2 separate regions of the Homo sapiens genome follow, and region 2 is linked to region 1. A link is an interaction called in ENCODE POLR2A ChIA-PET data of the cell type or tissue named here. Cell type or tissue: GM12878. All regions are shown on one strand. Links, peaks and the distances in the headings refer to the core of each region. The heading gives the core; the rest is flanking DNA. Region 1 has its middle 16 kb from the start of LINC01436. Region 2 overlaps CBR1-AS1 (CBR1 antisense RNA 1).

What was found. Peaks named below come from ENCODE experiments on the same cell type or tissue, not always from the same donor. Only the 100,000 strongest peaks of a DNase experiment are listed, where the experiment ranks them.
Region 2: POLR2A ChIA-PET joins it to region 1 with 5 read pairs; 5 of 35 experiments call an interaction of 5 or more read pairs at or near these places.

The regions. Positions count from the first base shown.
Region 1 is chr21:36,018,976-36,023,371 of GRCh38, forward strand. No RefSeq gene overlaps it. Among named protein-coding and RNA genes, the nearest start is that of LINC01436, 16 kb to the left of the region's middle. In GM12878, for the core only: no CTCF peak of the experiment used is centred there; a DNase peak (open chromatin) is centred at 2,506.
Region 2 is chr21:36,093,100-36,097,495 of GRCh38, forward strand. The region is part of intron 2 of CBR1-AS1 (CBR1 antisense RNA 1); the gene reads right to left. Among named protein-coding and RNA genes, the nearest start is that of CBR1, 25 kb to the left of the region's middle. In GM12878, for the core only: no CTCF peak of the experiment used is centred there; no DNase peak of the experiment used is centred there.

The sequences.
Region 1 (4,396 bases), core at 166-4,165:
CCAAAGTGCTGAGATTATAGGCGTGAGCCACCGTGCCTGGCCCTGAGATAGATTTTTAACATGAAAGATGTCAAGGCTAAACACACGTGAGTAACCCCTGCACTGCTGATGAACGAATATGCCACCCTGCCTCTCTCCAAGCAAAGAGGAGAAACCTGCCATCAGGCTGTATGAACTCTTCTTTGCTTTTTTCCAGTATTGTCATTCAGATTAGCTTTCATGCACGTACCACAAGAAAAATCAGATGTCCTGGATTTGTCCTGTGTTCCTCATCAGCAGAGGAAGCCACTAGCAGCCCTTACGAGAATCAAGGCTACTCTACTGGAACTCTTCTTACATAGCCAAAAATGTGTGAATTCCATTTACTGTGATTTTTAACAAAAATGTGTTTATTTAAATGTGTTTATTGTGGTACTCGCTTGCTTAATTATCTTATTTATTTTATTTGTTGTATTTTTGAGACAGGTTCTCACTCTGTAGCCCAGACTAGAGTGCAGTGATGCGATCCTAGCTCACTGTAGCCTCAACCTCCTGGGCTCAAGCAATCCTCCTGCCTCAGCCTCCAGAATAGTTGGGACTACAGCTATGTGCCAGCACACCCAGCTAATTTTTTTTTTTTTTTTTTTTTTTTTTTTGTGGAGACGGGGTCTTGCTGTGTTGAGCAGGCTGGTCTCAAACTCCTGGCCTCAAGTGATCCTCCTGCCTCACCCTCCCAAAGTGCTGGGATTACAGGTGTGAGCCATCACTACCCTTGGCCTGTTTGCTTAATTATCTGTGGAATACAGAAAAAGAAAAAAATCAATACTCTTTAAAAAAATAATCTAGTCCTTAAAACACATTTTTAGACCGGCCATATTGGCTCACACCTGTAATCCCAGCACTTTGGGAGGCCAAAGTGGGTGGATCACTTGAGGTGAGGAGTTCAAGACCAGCCTGGCCAACATGGCAAAACCCCATCTCTACTAAAAATACAAAAATTAGCCAGGTGTGGTGGTGAGCGCCTGTAATCTCAGCTACTCAGGAAGCTGAGGCAAAAGAATCTCTTGAATCCAGGAGGTGGAGGTTGCAAGGAGCTGAGATTGCACCACTGCACTCCAGCCTGGGTGACAGAATGAGACTGTCTCCAAAAAAAACTAAAAAATAAAATACATTTTAAATGATTTTCAGTGACTAGTTTTTGGAGACCTTTACATGGCTGCTTTACTCATGTGGATGAATGTGTTTATCAATGTCCCTGGGGAAAATAAAAGCAGCGTTATTTGCCTTACTTCCCTACCAGATTTTTGATATTTTCTCAAAATCAGCTGGGTGCAGGAGCATGAGCCTGTAACCCCAAGCTCTACTCAGGAGGCTGAGGTGGGAGGATCAGTTGAGCCCAGGAGGTCAAGGCTGCAGTAAGCTATCACTGCACCACTGCACTCCAGCCTGGGTGACAGAGCAAGACTCTGTTTCTTTAAAAACAAAACAAAACAAAAAAATCTTATATTTTCTCAAAATCGGAGTCCACTCATGGGATGTGTCATTTTATTAGCTATATATATACATCTATGCCGTTTGGATTTGAATGTCATCCATTATCTGTTGCAGTGGGTTGAATGGTGTCCCCTTCCCCCAAAAAAAGACATGCCCAATCCCTAAGTCCCAGTACCTGTGAATGCGGCCTTGCTTGGAAATCATATCTTTGCAGATGTCATGAAGAGAAGGATCTCAAGTTGAGATTATCCTACATTAGTTGTGTGAGCCCTGAATGCAATGAACCTTATAAGACAAAAGGAGAAACAGATACAGAAAGAGACATGGGAGAAGGTGATGTGACCACATAGGCAGAGATGGGAGTGACGCAGCAGCAAGCCAGGGAGCCCTACGGATGGCCGGCCGCCACCAAAAGCTGGGAGAAAGGCAGGGAACAGATTCTCCCTGAGAGCCTTTAGAGCAAGCACAGCCCTGCTCACACCATGATTTCAGACTTCCAGCCTCCAGGACTGTGCAAGAATAAATGTCTGTTGTTTTAAGCCACCGAGCTTGTGGAACTTTGTAACGGCAGCCCTGGGAAACTAACACCTGTGGGTCGAGGCAGGGAAAGAAATGCTGCCCCAGTATAGAGAAGATTTGCTCCAGGTTCTAGGAGAGCCAAAAAGCAGCATCTCATGGCCGTCAGCAAACCCCTGGGAGGACGGCAGACCCCAGGGGGCGAGCAAACTTGCTGGTGGTTGGAGCATGCCTGATGCTATCACTCTGTGGGTACCAAGTACCAGGCAAACAGGTAGGCCTTGTTCAAAGCCAGTGATGGAGAGAGGCACTCTCCAACAGAGCCATCGAACAGGGCACGTACTGTATCAGCTCTAGCAGAGGCCAGCAAACTTTTCTGTAAAGGGCTTGATAGTAAGTATTTTCAGCTTTGTGAACCACAAACCGGAGTAGTCTCTGTCACACCTCCTCAGCTCTGCTGTTGGGAAGTGAAACCAACCATATGCAACTGCCAAACAAATACACGTGAAAATCTTTATTTACACATGCTTCGCTCTATACCCAAAAAAATGTAAAGCAGGGACTCAAACAGATACTTGTATATGAATGTTATTCTCACAATAGCCAAGAGGTGGAAATAACCCAGGTGTTCATCAATAGATGAATGGACAAACGAAATGTGTAGATACACGTACATGCAAAGGAATAGTATACAGCCTTAAAAAGGAATGAAATTCTGACACGTGCTACAACGTGGGTGAACCCTGAACGCATGATGCTAAGTAAAATAAGCCAGACACAAAAGTAAAAAGATCGTATGACTGCACTTACATGAAGTACCTAGAACAGGCAAATTCATAGAGATAGAAAGTAGAAGTTACTAGAAGCTCAGGAAAGTGGGAAATGGAAAGTTACCGATTCACGGTACAGAGTTCCTATTTGGGGTGCTGAAAAAGTTTTGAAATTAGATAGTGGGGATGGTTATACAAAGTGTGAATATACTCAATGCCACTGAATTGTACAATTTAAAATGGTTAAAATAGTAAATTTTATGTTATACATATTTTGTCATAATAAAGTTTGCATTTAGAAAAAAAAAATTTCTTTCAAACAGAGTCTCACTCTGTCACCCAGGCTGGAGTGCAGTGGCATCATCTCGGCTCACTGCAACCTCTGCCTCCCAGGTTCATTCTTTCTGCCTCAGCTTCCTGAGTAGCTGGAATTACAGGCATGCATCACCACAACCAGCTAATTTTTGTATTTTTAGTAGAAATGGGGTTTTGCCATTTTGGCCAGGCTGGTCTCGAACTTCTGACCTCAAGTGATCCACCCAGCTCAGCCTCCCAAAGTGCTGGGATTACAGGCGTGAGCAACCATACCCGGCTTAGGAAAAAAAAAAATTATTTACAAAAATAGAAACTGGCCATAGTTTGCCAACTCCTGGTATAGAGTTTTCTATAACATCAAAGTGGCTCTTGGTATGTGACTGTTCCAGAATTATCCCAGCATAGCAGATATGAGGTGGTACTTCCTATGAGCTCTGCCATCCTCAGTCCCTGGACTGTGTCATTTCCTTTGGGCATGTGCACATACACCCCTGGAACATGGAGGAAGGCATATTAATAGCGGGTAGTATGGATTTAAAAGCCTCAGAACCGTGTCATTGATGCTATGCTCTGTTCCTGGAAGTGAAAATGCACAGAGGAACCAGCTGGTACAGTATGATGACAACAGATTTAGGGTACCCAGTCACCATTCACTGCATGGCCTCAGTCACGTTATCCCTGCTCTCTGGGCCTCAGTTTAATCAGATGATTCTCATTTGCTGGCTATATGATGTCCTGCTCTGGAAAAGCATGTAGCTTAGAAATGAGACTGCATGTGAAGGTATTACACCACCCCCCGTGGATGGCTGCCACCATCCTTAAGCATATTTTCATCCAGAAGAATAAACATCCTTAGAGAAATACACATGAAATGCAAAGCTTGAAGTCATAACTCAATGCATAACAACCTGCAAACCAGTACAGGCTTATGAGCTAGCTAATAAAATAAATCATAGTCATGTTTTTCAAATGACTTTTCATGTGTTGTCATTACTTCTCCGACGTACTGTAAATTAACTGTGAAGTGCTACTTCCTGCAGGGAGGTTTTCTTTCCCCTCCCAAATATAAAGAGGTTGTAAGGCTAAAGAATGCAGACATGCATCATGTCTGCGAAAATCATTTTTTAAAAAGATCAAATGTAATATTTTCTTTCAACATGGACAACTGCTTTGAGATTTTCCATTCAAGCAGCCTTGAACACAGCCTCCAGCGTTTGCCAATTACTCCTGACAAATACCATTTGGGCCTGAGTGATGTTGTAAGTGAAATAAAACAGTGGAAGGAAAAAAACCAGAACATGATAAAAGGAATTTTTTTTGGT
Region 2 (4,396 bases), core at 153-4,152, 74 kb after region 1:
GTTTTGTTTTTGTTTTTGTTTTTGTTTTAGATAGGATCTCACTTCATCACCCAGGCTGGAGTGCAGTGGCACAAACACAGCTCACTGCAGCCCCGACCTCCAGGGCTCAAGTGATCCTTCCACCTCAGCACCCCCAAGTTGCTGGGACTGCAGACATGCACCACCATGCCTAGGTAACATTTTTAGTATTTTTTGTAGAGATGGAGTTTTGACATGTTGCCAAGCCTGATCTCAAACTCCTGGGCTCAAGTGATTCTCCTGCCTCAGCCTCCCAAAGTGCTGGGATTGCAGGTGTGAACCACCATGTCCAACCTCATCTGCAAAGTTTTGATTATGGGAAAAAAGGATTTGTGTAACTAGTCTTGCACTGTGGTGACTCTGCTGTAACTCTGGTATTTTGTGTTATGAGTATTCACATCATTTGATCCCTTTTCCTCTAATATCCTTTTTTGTTGCCACTTTGCTTCTTCTTTCTGTGTCCTTCTGTCAGAATGAAACTGACCCAATTATTCCACAGAACTTTACAGTTCACCATCTCATAGATGTTTACAGTTTCTTTTGAAGAAACATAGAAATTTACCTTTCCAATCTTGAAACTTGAGAAAGTTACATTCATCTTATCTGAGTTCCTTTCTCAAGAAATCAGCCATCAGGTCTCCCAGATAGAATCAAAGAATTGAAACTCATCGGATCACCACACCTGAATAATGAAATGTCATACCTCTCTCCCTTTATGATTGACTGACCCACCACCTGCTGCCTGTTGACCAAGGTCCCTTTCCTACCCCTTCCTAATTCCTGTTTTCCTGCATGTTGTTACATTTCTGCTGTATAAACTCCTATCTTTAGTGAGTGAGGAGACAGATTTGAGACTGATCTCCCATCTCCTCTGCTGCAGCACCCAATTAAAGCCTAGCAATACTGGCTGTCTCAGTGAGCAGCTTTCTGTGCAGTGAGAAGCGGGACCTAGCCTAAACCTCTAGGGTTTCAGTAACAATAAAAGGGGGTACCATAGGGTAGAATACGAGCCTAGAACTCTTGTAAGCCCCTGTAAGCCTGCTGTGAAAACGGCACTGCAGCCTGGTCAGTCTTTTGTGGTTCTGACCGGACCAATGTCTGTTAAGACAAACTTTACTGTGGGTCCCTGAAACAAAAACCAGATGAAGTTTCCCACTCTTCCTGTTTCGTGTCCTTGAGAGCTTCACTTTGTGACTAAGGGGGGATACTCTTAGTCTCTGCCATCCAGAAAATGTGATTTTTCGGGTCCTCATCTGATTTTCTGAGGGTCCAAGACACATAATATTTTAAAAAGCTCACTTTTCACTCTGAACGTATCAGGCTCTTATGGGAGTTTTGTCTTAAAAGGTCCCATTCCTACAGGGCTTTTGTCATCTTTTGCTATCTTTTTTTTATTTTTTATGTTTTATTTTTATTTTTTTTTGAGACGGAGTTTTGCTCTCGTTGCTCAGGCTGGAGTGCAATGGCGTGACCTCGGCTCACCACAACCACCACCTCCCAGGTTCAAGTGATACCCCTCCTCAGCCTCCCGAGTAGCTGGGATTACAGGCATGTGCCACCATGCCCAGCTAATTTTGTAGTTTATTAGAGACGGGGTTTCTCCATGTTGGTCAGTCTGGTCTCAAACTCCTGACCTCAGGTGACCCGCCCACCTCAGCCTCCCAGAGTGCTGGGATTACAGGCGTGAGCCACCGTGCCTGGCCATCTTTTGGTATCTTAAGTCTATTTATAAGAGTGAATTTTGGGGGATCATGAAGATGCCTCCTCTATACCCTTTTTAGGAATATCTTTTGCTTACATGGTAAAAAACGTGGAAAATTCCCACCTAGGCTTGAAAGAAGCTTTTGGATTGTGTCACTATTGGAACTAAATAAACCACTGAAAATAAAAAAATGTTAGAGATATCTTATTCCAAGCAATGTCAGGAAGGTACTCCATATGGTCTAAAAAGGGGAGGCATGAATAATTTGCCCCTTGTTTAGCATATAATCAAGAAATAACCATAAAAATGGGTAACCAGCAGCCTTCAGGGCTGTTCTGTCTATGGAGTAGCCATTCTTGATTCCTTTCCTTTCTTAATAAACATGCTTTCACTTTATAGACTCACCCCTAATTCTTTCTTGCACGAGATCCAAGAATCCTTTCTCAGGGTCTGGATGAGGACCCCTTTCCAGTAACATTGCTGCAAAACCAAAAGACAGTTCAGGAGGTCTTATCAAATCTGCTGTCTCAACTTCTCCTCAAGAGTCTTACAGATGCTAGTAAACACATTAGGCTAATTAACAAGAAAATGGTGAAGGCATCCAGGATCATGGTGGCTCACATTTGTAATCCCAGCACTATGGGAGGCCGAGGCAGGCAGATCACTTATGGTTAGGAGTTTGAGACCTGCCTGGGCAACATAGTGAAACCCTGTGTCTACTAAAAATACAAAAAATTAGCTGGGTGTGGTGGTGCACACTTGTAATCACAGCTACTCAGGAGGCTGGGGCACAAGAATTCCTTGAGCCCAGGAGATGAAGGTTGCAGCAAGCCAAGATCACACCACTGCACTCCAGCTTGAGCAACAGAGTGAGACTCTGTCTCCAAAAAAAAAAAAAAAAAATGGTGAGGGCAAAAGGGGGAGTCAAAGGACTCATCCCAAAAAGGTGGGGATTTTTAAGCAGTTATTTACAAAGTAAGGTAAAACTTAAAAATCATTGATGGGTTGAAACTAAGAGAAAAAAGAAAGGGCAAATCATGGAACCCATCACAGCAGGGTGGAAATCTTTAGATGGTTATTAAGAAATGAAACGAAGGCTAGGCACGGTGGCTCACCGCTATAATCCCAACACATTTGGAGGCCGAGGCAGGTGGATCAACTCAGGTCAGGAGTGTGAGACCAGCCTTGACAAACATGGAGAAACCCCATCTCTACTAAAAATGCAAAATTAGCCAGGTGTGGTGGTGCATGCCTGTAATCCTAGCTACTCGGGAGGCTGAGGCAGAAGACTTGCTTGAACCCAGGAGGTAGAGGCTGCAGTGAGCTGAGATTGCGCCACTGCACTCCAGCCTGGGCAACAAGAGCAAAACTGCATCTCATAAAAAAAAAAAAAATTAGCTGGGTGTGGTGGTGGGCACTTGTAATCCCAGCTACTCGGGAGGCTGAGGCAGAGAATTACTTGAACCTGGGAGGTGGAGGTTGCAGTGAGCCAAGATCACATGGCACTCCAGCCTAGGTGACAAAGTGAGATTCCACCTCAAAATTAAAAAAAAAAAAAAAAAGAAAGAAAGAAAGAAATGAAATGAATAAAATGGAAATTGGCACTAAAATAAAGGTCTTAATACAACACTATTGAAAGTTGGGTGTTTGTATGAGGGTTTTAAGAAAAAAAAAAGAAAGTTGGGAAACCAAAGAGAGCCCCAGCTGGTCCTCTAACATTTGTCCTCCAAGGGCCCCAAATCAGTGCCATATTTACCCTAGATTGGAGAGATTTATGAAAAAATATGAGGGCAGAGATTACAATGAGAGAGCTGAAGAATTGCCTGCGACAATGTTCATCAAGATAAGATTGATGAAAGGAGCCAGGGTTCCTTGGTTCAGCACCCCTGCTGGGGACTCAAAGCCTTTTTCACCAGGAAGGGTAAAATGGTCTGGGATTGGACAAGAAAAGGTGCCTGGGACCAGAACATAAAGATGCAAGGGTTGATAGAATTAAGAAAGTTGGAATGTTTCAACAGGTTTTATGTCTGTGAAAGGAAAATAAAATCTTGGGACCCCAAACTCACTAAGCCAAAGGGAAATGTCAAGCTTGGGAACTGAGTCACACAAAACTGCCTATTTTTGTTCCTACAAAGATAAAAGCCCACATCCCTCCCCAGGGGTGCTCTCTCACAATTTGCCCACAAGGAAATTCCTTGCAGGCCCTAAGATCCTTACCCTAAAGCAGTTCTGTTGAATTTCTCCCTGACAATGTAAGTTAATAGCTTATCTTAGCAAGTAGGGGACAAAGACAGGACCAGAAGTCATCCCTCCACCTACCTGAGACAAATGCATATTAATGCAGATTCACTGAGCCTGAGATGAATGCATAATTGACTATTTATCTACCCACAGTAACATGTGGATTCAAAGAATGTTGATTAAAGCTGCAAAAGAATGTAACCACTTGCCTCTTTTCACACCCCTCCTTCACTTTTTTTCTTCTCTTGTCTTTCCCTACTGCCTGCCTGCTCTTTCCCTTCATCTTTGTTTTCTTTTTTTGAAATGGAGTCTCGTTCTATCACCCAGGCTGGAGTGCAATGGTGCAATCTTGGCTCACTGCAACCTCTGCCTCCCGGGCTCAAGCGATTCTTGTGCCTCAGCCTTCCAAGTAGCTGGGATTACAGGCATGCACCA